2 separate regions of the Homo sapiens genome follow, and region 2 is linked to region 1. The links are chromatin contacts, found by Hi-C or POLR2A ChIA-PET in ENCODE. All regions are on one chromosome and are shown on one strand. Each heading gives the region's core, a stretch centred on a gene start or an enhancer-like site at or near the end of the contact. The rest is flanking DNA. Distances are from core to core; before and after follow the strand shown.

The links. Hi-C counts contacts between places; a loop is a spot of excess contacts on that map. ChIA-PET counts read pairs that join two places held with the same protein, here RNA polymerase II (POLR2A). Pooled maps may share reads with other maps.
Region 2: a loop to region 1 is called in a map of heart left ventricle, with 2.5 times the contacts of the local background. The contact joins two enhancer-like sites. A Hi-C loop is called at or near these places in 7 of 168 maps with a recorded cell type or tissue (cardiac septum, gastrocnemius medialis, heart left ventricle and 2 more) and 8 of 50 pooled maps. POLR2A ChIA-PET finds 5 or more read pairs at or near these places in 1 of 52 experiments (T-cell).

What each region holds. Positions count from the first base shown.
Region 1 is chr13:27,531,213-27,536,613 of GRCh38, reverse strand. No RefSeq gene overlaps it. Among named protein-coding and RNA genes, the nearest start is that of MTIF3, 83 kb to the right of the region's middle. RefSeq lists enhancers at 874-1,043, 2,606-3,106, 3,107-3,607. Within about 2 kb of position 3,058, at least 2 of the 41 ENCODE cell types and tissues checked have a DNase peak (open chromatin) inside an H3K27ac peak, as active enhancers do.
Region 2 is chr13:27,664,668-27,669,693 of GRCh38, reverse strand. It overlaps a transcript of POLR1D not described here. Among named protein-coding and RNA genes, the nearest start is that of POLR1D, 45 kb to the right of the region's middle. Within about 2 kb of position 1,540, at least 3 of the 41 ENCODE cell types and tissues checked have a DNase peak (open chromatin) inside an H3K27ac peak, as active enhancers do.

The DNA of each region.
Region 1 (5,401 bases), core at 1,809-4,308:
CCTCAGCACCTGAGAGCTCCTCCAGGGCCTGGGTGTTCAGCCACCCACACACCTGACAGCACCTGCACGTGGTGTTCATGCAATGCCTGCTGGCTTTGACTCAGCAGTGTCTGAAGCTGCAGAGAAATTGGGAGGGTGAGGATTGAGAAATAGTCTCTGGGTTTACATCCTTGGTGACTTTTCAGAGAATAGGTTCCATGGTAGGGTAGAGCTGGGAAGTCCAATGGCAAAGGGCTAAGGACTGGACACCGAGGCCACAGAGTTGTTCTCGGCTGCTCTTACAAAAAGTTTGGCAAAATGTGCAAGTACCTGTGGATGAAACGACATGATGTCTGAGGTCTGCTTTCAAACCATCCAGGAAACAAAGAATAGAAAACGGGAGTAAGGGAATGTTTGAAGGTTTTCATAATGGAAATAGAACAGCAGAAACAAATGAGTGCAAAAGTTTGGAAATGAGAAAAAAAAGCTGTTGTTAGCCAGGCCCCTGCGGTTTGAAATGGATAGAGTGAGCCTGTATAAGAAATATGTCATTTATTTTCCTTTACCTATGTTGGCATAATTTCTAGGCAGATTTGATTCTTTTATCTTTACATGTTCAAGAAGTGCGGGTGGCAGATGACTAACAACACCATGCGTGTGTCTAACACCCGTGCACTCACTACACCATTTCACTTCTGCACTTTTGTGCGTTCTTTACAAACATTTCATTTGATCCTCATAATAGACTTGTGAGGTATGTTTCAAATAGATTGCTCCCATTGGATAAATGAAAAACACTGAGATTTCATGACTTACTCATTTGCACATAACTGGCAAGTGGAAAAATACACACCAGTCACCGGCACCCCTAGTGACCCTTCCCTGCCCACTGCAAAAGGACTCGGCATCATTACATTTCACATTAGTATCCTGATCACACTGCCCATCCTGAAAACAAGGAAATAATTGCGTCCCACCTCTTCTCGCATTTTCTTTCCCCATGAGGAGCACTCTGCCACGTTCAACGTTCAGACAAGATTGAGCACGTTCAGGGTGGTATGGCTGTAGACTGCCATGTTCAACATTCATTCAACAAACACAGAAATAAGTAAGACAGCCCTGCCCTTTGGGAAGTCCACATTGTAAAGTAGCAAGCTTGGATGAAATGTAAATAAAGTGCATTCTGCCCGACCTTTGGAGAGGCCAGCAGTTACAGTTCTGTGGAGCAGGAATTTTGCAAGGTTGCAAGCTGTGCTAAATCGGTGTCCCAATTTACTTTTTGACTTTGAAAATGATTAGCATTCTTGGTTTGTACTGTATTTCAGCCATCCTTGTTGTCTGAGATATTTGCTTTCAAATTTTCCGTTGTAGTGTCTAAACAGGAGAACTTCACTGGTCTCTTAATTGCTGCTCTTGGCTCTGAAGGTGCATATCTTGGCAGAAATTCTCAAGTGTACTTCAGGATTCAGAGACTGTGGAAGTTGAGAACTTGATATTGGAATTTGGTAAAAGATCTGAAGGACTCCAGGAATGCAGTATCTCAACCTGAAAAAAGTTTCTTCAGCTTCAGTGGTAAAATAAGATTACAACAGCTAACATTTGTTAAAAGTTGAGTATGCACCAAGCATCGTTCACATGTGTTTATCCATTCATTTCTCACGACAAGCTTCCAAAGCAAGTTTCATTAACTTTCCCAGTTCTACAGTCAGAGAGGACAGGCACAGAGAGGTTGGGTCTCAGAGCTGGAAGTTGTCGGGGGAGTCTGATTTCTGGGTTTAGAGCCCACCATGCTATGCTCTCTCCTGTGTTTAACACCAAGGCCACGCCAGGGCCCACACTAGATGCGGGCTTGATTCCTTTGTGAGCACTGGTCAGGGAGTCAGAAATCTGCACTCTGACCCTGCCTTTGACTCTGACTTCTGATCTGACCTTTGACTCTTGTTTGTCATGATCCTCTTGTCACCATCTGACATGAGGTGGCAGTAAAGGAAAGAAGGAAATAGTGCCCAGGTGGGACAGGCCCTGCTGCTGACTCAGCCGCTCCCTGGACAATCCCTGCCACTTGGAAAGAGTCTGTGATCTGCCACGGTTCTGATGTGTCTGCTGCCACTTCATGGTAAGAGCTATGCCCGATGCATGATTATTTTTACTTGGTCTTATAGATAGGATTTCCCATTTTCTTTCTTTTATTTCACCACCACTCCCAGGGGGCAAAAAAGGAACAATTACATTCTCACTTATTGTGGCAGCATCTTTTGCTTGAAATGACAGATTTGTTTGCTTTTCTAAAAAAAATTCTGGTTGGCCTAAGACTGTCAGATCTGCTGAGCTCATCATTGCTTCTCCTGCGGACTGGCTGATAAAGGGGCCTTCCTAGGAGTAAGAGATGCGAGAGCTCTGCTGTTTCCTTTGAGTTCACTTGTGCTCCCGTTACTAATGTTGCCAACCTACAGATTCTTTGCAACCATATTTTTAAAGCTACATATACATTTTTTCCAAATTAATTTAGTTAACACTGAATAATGAAATCCTTAAATCCACTTATCCGGGTGCACACAAAATATAGTAAGTGGCAACATGCTGAAGATGAATGAGTATGTGAGGGTGGGTGGCCTATCTCACCAACCTCATAACGTGTGGCTTTGACATTTGGAGTACGTGATGGTGCCAGCATCATCGATCTGGATTTTAACTAAAAATATATATACACATACATATGTATGTATGTATGTGTATATGTATGTATGTCTGTGTGTGTATGTATATGTATGTGTGTGTGTATATATATGTGTGTGTGTGTATATATATATACAGGGTGTGTATATATATATATATATATACAGGGTGTGTGTATATATATATATATACAGGGTGTGTATATATGTGTGTGTGTGTGTATATATATACACACACACATACACATATATATATATGCACATACATGCTGACACCCTGTCCCCGGTGCCTGCCTCCTTTGTCTCTGTCCCCATGCCAAGCAGTGTGCTGTCACCCCGCTTCAGTTTTGAGCAGAAGTGCACATGTGGTGCCACCTGTGGGAAGTGTGGTGGGGGTGGCCTTGCAGTCACTTGTCACTGCGTGAGCCACTCCCCTGGCCTCCTCTGCCGCTGTCCTTCCTCCTATGGGGGAAAAGGAGGTGGTTCTCTCACAGAACTGTGGCTAAAGGGTGACAGCCCTCACCAAAGGTGAGACTCATGAGCATCGGGAAGAAAGTAGCAGTGGAGTGTCCGGTTAGTTTTCTCTGCGGACTGGAGCAGCCGGGCATCAGAGCCCTGGGAGCTCGGGCACCACCAGTGGTCAGCGCTGGCCCTGGACGTCCCTAGTTCACTGGGCCGCGTTTCAGCGCCCTCTGCTGGCTCGATGGACTGGCCGCCCTCGCTTGCAGCTCCCCGGTGTTTGCAGCCTGTTTGCAGCCGGTGGCTCCCGGTGCAGGAGGTCAGGGAAGCTGCAGCAGGAAGGGTTGGATATCTGAGGCCACAAACAACTTACATATATGAAGGGAGTGCGTCTGTCCCCTTCCCATGTGGCATGAAGAGCCTCACAGTTGGAATAAAATAGCAAAGCAAGATGTGCAAACATTGTCGACCTTCCCCGTGGCCATTTCTCTATCCCTGGGTAACTCAGACCGCAATTTGTCCTGCTCCCTGCATGTGAGTTTCGCTTCTATGGTATAGGGCTCTTTGAATGTCAATGTTATTGAGGTTTTGATAATTACGCACCTTCAAAAGATGTTCAATGTAATAATGATCATACTCCTCTAAAAAAGCCTCAGATTAAAAGCTTTTGCTGGCTCTTTAGACCGTGGGCCTGCAATTACAGAAAATGAACTGCATTTTAGCCTTCCATTGAAATTAATAACAACGGTTCCCCAGTTGACTCTGTGAATAGTTAATGGAACGAACAGGATACTTCAGTACAATATGGGTTGGAAAGCCATTTGAGTGAGATTCTGGGTTTCAAATGGGAAAATAATTCATGCAATGCAAACCTGTTTCATATGCGCTCTGTAGAGTAGGTGTTTCTCTGGAATAAAAATCTAACTATTTAACAAATGATTAACCATACCTCAGTCATCATGAACTCTCATGAAAACTGAACTCAGGTACGTGAGCTAACACATGGTATCCAGTGCTGCAGAAGACCTGAGAGGACAGAGATGGACCTCCTTATTTGACAATGAAGAAACAGAATTAGCGAGGTGGGGCTTTGGAGGCCAGCAATCCTGACAAAGGAGCTGCCTAGAACTGACCCTTTAACCCTCTGGCAGTGCAGGGTAAGGGAATCTTTGGACTATGGGGAGACTGGGATATGGAGGTTGAGGACAAAAGATTGTGTGGTCCAGAGTGTTCTCTGGCTGGGGTCCCCATTTCAATTTATAAGAATAAAACCTAAAAAGCAATTAAAATTATGTTGAATTCAGCAAAGTTACAGGATACAAAATCAGCACACAAAAACTAGTTGCATTTCTAAACACTAACAATGAACAATCCCAAAAGGAAGTTAAAATAATTTCATTTACAATAGCATTATAAAGAATAAAATATTTAGGAATAAACTTGAACAAAGAGATGAAAGACATGTACACTGAAAACTACAGGATATTGCTGAAGGAACTTAAAAAAGACATAAATAAACGGAAAGACATTTTCTGTTCATAGATTGAAAGACTTCGTATTGTTAAGATTAATACTACCCAAGACAGACTCAGTACAATATCACAATCCCAACCATGTTTTCTGCAGAAATAGAAATATCCATCCTAAAATTCATATGGAATTTAAAGGGGCCCAGAACAAAGCTGAGGGTCTCATTCTTCCTGATTTCAAACTTGCTACATAGCTAGTCATCAAAGCTGTGGTACTGACATGAAGATAGACATATAGACCAATGGAAGAGAATAGGGGGCCAGAAATAAACCCTTGCATATATGGTGAGATGATTTTCAACAAAGGGGCCAAGACCATTCAGTGGGGCAAAGACAGTCTTTTCAACAAATGCTGGGAAAACTGGATGTCCACATGCAAAAGAATGAAGCTGGACCCTTACCTAACACCATAGTTTTTAAAAAGTTAACTCAAAAATCTAAATGTAACAACTAAACTATAAAACTCTTATAGGAAACCAGGCAAAAAGTTTTCTGGCAAAGATTTATTGGATATGACATCGAAAGAACAGGCAACAATGATGAAAAGATAAATTGGATTTCACTAAAATTAACAAATTGTATATCAAAGGACACTCACAGAATGGGAGAAAATATATGCAAATCATATATCTGATAAGAGATTAATATCCAGCATATACAAAGAAGCTCTATAATGCAACAATAACAACAGCAAACAAAAACCCAATGAAAAAAATGGGCAAAGGAGGTGAATAGACATTTCCTTAAAGAGGATATACA
Region 2 (5,026 bases), core at 291-2,790, 130 kb before region 1:
GTTTTGAGGGAGCCGAGTTTGGATTAAGTTTGGCATAGGGTACAGGAAAGAGTATGGGTTTTTGATTCAGAGAGTCTTGGCTTCAGCTAGCATTTCTGCCACTTCCTAGTTCTGTGATTTTGGGCAAAGTTTTTAATCTATCCTCAGTTTCCCTTATTTGTAAAATGAAGGTGAGTAGCATCTTCTTCATAGGGTTGTGGGATAACTACCTGAACACAGGTAAAAGATATAACAGTGTTTGGCCACAGGTGATAGACAATCACTGTTACTGTCCACACAGTTCCAATACAGCCTACAAACACCTCATAGGGAGAATATTTATGGGTTTCCTAGATTCAGCTCCTCTGGGGAGGGGAGTCCTCTATACTGGATCCCAGGACACAGAACACTCCTTAGGAAAGTGATGAGGCTTCATTTCATCAGGAACCCACCTCATATAATGTCTATTAAATAGGCACTGCTTATCCACCAGATACTCTTTATGATTCTAAGGTGATGGCATGACCTCTACGAATGACGAATATGTAACTAATTGTAAAAATATGGGCTGGGTGTTGTGGCTCACGCCTGTAATCCCAGCACTTTGGGAGGCCGAGGTGGGCAGATCACCTGAGGTCAGGAGTTCAAGACCAGCCTGGCCAATATGGTGAAACCCCGTCTCTACTAAAAATACAAAATTAGCCAGGTGGCACATGCCTTGTAGTCCCAGCTACCCGGGAGGCTGAGGTAGGAGAGTTGCTTGATCCTGGGAGGCAGAGGTTGCAGTGAGCTGAGATCGTGCCTTTGCACTCCAGCCTGGGCAACAGAGCGAGACTCCATCTCAAAAAATAAATAAATATGTAAGTGCCATGCTAAGTCACTTGAATAATCAGTGAAAGAATAAATGCTACCCCAAAGCATTTTTTATGCTTTGAAGCAGATGTGCCAATGTGCCCCCTGCCCCCCTGCCAACCTCTCAGCAAAAAAGAAGTCCACAGGGAAATTCAAAACTCCACAGCCATCTTCCAGAATCAGCTCTGAGGAAATGTCCTTTAGTGCTTAGCCTGCTGAGCCCTAAAGTAAAACCCACTGAGATTTATAACATGTGTTTCCAAATAAAAATTTATAAACTGCCTACTCAGAGGGACCTACCCTAAGTCCCTCCCCCTTCATAAATGGGCGATTCAGAAAGACTAGCCACCAATAGGTGACCAGATATGGCTAGGAACCATAGCTTTTTGCTTATATTTCTTACAGGCTGTTTTCTAACATGAGATAAAACAAAAAATTATGTCAAGTTGCATTTGTGTTTAAGTCTTAATGGTTTCTAGTGGAAGCATGGAACGCAGTTCCTAAAATTTAGGGCTATTTGCACTTCTTTCTTTACCTATTGAAAGTTAAAGACTCACTCCAAACATCTTAGTTTGCAGATGAAAAAATGCAGTCCAGAAAAGTGACCCAGATAAGGCCTGAAGCTAGCCAGAAGCAGAGGCAGGACTAAGATTCAGTTTCTCTAACCTCTATCCCAGGCTTTGTGATCTCTAAATATAGTTACAATGGAGATCAGATAGTAACACAGGCGGATGGGAGCTCTTGGCAGCGCCAGTATGTTAACCACAGAAACAGGAGGTGGCTGGTGAATGTATCTCATGACCAATCCCTCCCCTAACATCTACTGTATACATAGGGAATAAAAAATAGATAATTTTCTCTTGACATTTTTAGACTGGAAATTATGGCTGCTCTTGATAGAAGCCTAAAGATTCCAATAAACTTTTCTGAAATAGAACAGTGCTTTTAAAAGGGAAAATGGTTTTGTAGGCCACTGTCGTTTAACACAACTTAAGAAAGGTAAGTATAGTTAGGCTAAAAAGCTTCCCTTAATTTTGAGTACAAAAATGTGTTCATTTCAGTCATTCCCTTTTAAAGGATAATGAACTTGTCTGTGTGTTATAAATACAGAATGCAAGGCTGGGTGCAGTGGCCCACGCCTGTAATCCCAGCACTTTGGCAGGCCGAGGCGGGCAGATCACCGGAGCTCAGGAGTTCGAAACCAGCCTGGGCAACGTGGCGAAACCCTCTCTCTACTAAAAATACAAAAATGAGCTGCACATGTTGGCGCACACCTGCAATCCCAGCTACTCAGGAGGCTGAGGCAGGAGAATCGCTTGAACCCAGGAGGCGGAGGTTGCAGTGGGCCGAGATACGTGCCATCACACTACAGCCTGGGGGAAAAGAGCGAGACTCCTTCTCAAACAAAATAAATGAATAAATAATGAATAAATACAGAATGCATACACAAATGACACAATTCAGCTTTATTTTTACTTAATTATAACAATTTTTAAAAACTCCATGACTTTGTGCTATTTCTAATATTTAAATAAAAAACATTTCAAATTTTGCACAAATAATTTAGGCCAATACATAACTAGATTTGAATAAAGTCAGATGAAGCAATAATTCCTCCTCTGTGTTTGAAAGGAATGAGTGTGGTTACAAAGTCACAGGATGAGTCCCTGGGATCTGGGGTGGGAGAAGGGGTGGATCAAGAATGACTTGGGCTTGTCACTCCCTAGCAGGCTGAGGGCGTGACACAGCAGCTCGGTGGCGGAGAGGTCTATTCTAGTTTCTAACACTCCAATGCTAACTTTTTGGATGTATTTCCTTCTAGCATGTAGAAAGGGCTTTTCTTGGCTGCCAGGAAGTAGGGAGCAGGGATGTGGCATGGTGATGATCTGAGGACAGCCAGGCATATGCTCAGACACTTTGGAAAACTGGGGAGGGGGAACAGGGAGACAGAATCTTCATCTTCTTCCTTTTGTGAACTGGGGAGGAGGGTGCTTGGTGACATTTTCCTGAGTATAAAGAAGGAATACAGGTTTGAAAGGTTTGTAATTGTATATGAAAACAGGTATTGAAAACCAATACTGGGGGAAAAAAGGCATTGTAAACACTTCTATTTAAAATGAAGATTTCTGGAACAACTATACTATATAGTGGTATCACAAGTCTTTAGCTGGTAAGATCTAGCACTGAAACAACTCTTAATTTTTAACTTGTGAGGGTTCTTTTTAAAGCACCACTTAAGACCTATATATTAAAAAAATTAAATATAGAAAGATTGTTCTATCTAATAAATGAGTTTGAGAATGCACAGGAAACAACAAAACCCATTTTTAACCTCTGGTAACTGAAGTGGAGCATTAAATTCAAAGCCACTTTGAGGATTTCCTACATTGTTCACCTAAGGGAAAACAAATGCAGAGCTATCAAAGAGCTTCTCGATAAATTCCCAGACCTTGGAGGGCTACAGCTTTTCATAAATATGGTCACTGGACTGATGATTTCTAAATTTTAAATGTAATACCCCCAAAAAGTAAAATATAGGATTTATAAGTATTTTATTTTTCTGAGAAATGACCAAAAAATTGGAACCAGTTTTAACAATCTCTGAAAACTTTAAATTCTAGACATGTTTATTTTGAAACACACTTCCAAACAAGATAAACAACAATATGTAAGTCTACTACACTGCAGAAGTAGCTTAAACTTGCCAAGACATCCTCCTTTGCACTTGTTTCCTCAAGAGTTGCTAGGTCATTTTTTTTGCCTGTGGCCAGCAGCCTCTTTAAAAACAACAAAGGACCTAATGTCAAAGTCACTCTCAGGTGTTTGCCCTGCCAGCTCAGGCCTTCTCCGCACACCGCACCCCGAAGGAGCACGGAGGCCCGCAGGGCTGGCTGGCCCTGGTTCCAGCCTCACCGCCGGTTGGACCGCTTTTCGTACTTGTCCTGGCTGCTCCGCTTTCGTGGCGGGGAGTAACTGGCGGAACCTCGAGCGCGGAAGCTGTGCTTGTAAGGATGGCTTCTGTGTTTCTTCGGGTTTTCTTCTTTCTGGGCCTGGCTCTTCGCTGGTTCCTTATCGCCCTCTTTTTGTTCATGGTCTTGCTCTTTATGAGAGGGCAATGTGTTTTTAATTGTGTTAATTAGAAATCTTTTATTGGTGCTAGCAAGAGGACACTTCATCCTGGGGTGGGGAGGAGAAAAGAAAAACCATCACAAATCAAATGGTTAACTCCAAAGCTGGACCCACTATCGTGATTAGTACCAAAGAATCCTGCTCCCACAGAATCGAGTTTCTGAATTTGTTAGCTTTCCTTGCATGCCACCTAGTGTAAACTCTGAGTACCAGGGAGGAAAAAAAAAGACGATTGGAATTCTTGAGACAAGACTGGCTGGAACACTTTAAACCTTTCTTCCTTCCTGGGACTAAATTTCCTACTGAAGTTCATATGTACAGGTATTGACCACACTGTGAACTAACAGAATCATTTAATATTTTCTTTCAAACTAGTAAGTGCCCTATTTTACTGTAACTTATTTTGGATTAAATTTATTGCATCTTGCGTTTTATTACCAGACAGTGAAAACTGTTCCTTTCCAAGGAAACTAAAAAGTATATTCTGCTGTATATTAAATACAGGAGCTAAAGGATCTACTATAGAATAAAAAAATTGTGTAAAGAATCCATAAATATGCAATAATCTTTTACTTAAAAAAATTCTTACACTTCTATTTCAGGATGCCAGGCTATGCTCTGTGGAGGAGCACTTTACTCAATCTCCTGCCCTGGTGAATTTCTGTGCAGGATATATTTCAGTACCTTCATGATTCAAGTTTACCTAGGAGAGGCTGCAACCAATCAAATTGCTAATTAATGTGCTTAGATCTACTTATATACTATGTATTATCTTTTTCAGGTGTTAATAAATCTTTCATTTTCAAAAAGATGACCCTATACAAATGAGAACGTTCATATTTCTCTTAGCCTTGAGGTGTCTGCCATATGATGGGCTACTTTAGGAGTATGCTGATTCTCAAAATCATGTTATTCAGGGTGGCTGGTATTAAACAAAAACGAATGTAGAATAGCCACATTTCTATAAAACTTTGATTTACAGAGAACCCCAAACAATACTTCAAAATCAAGCCAACAACACTCCACATAGGAATTGTGTGGACTAGTACTGTACAGGTGAAGTATA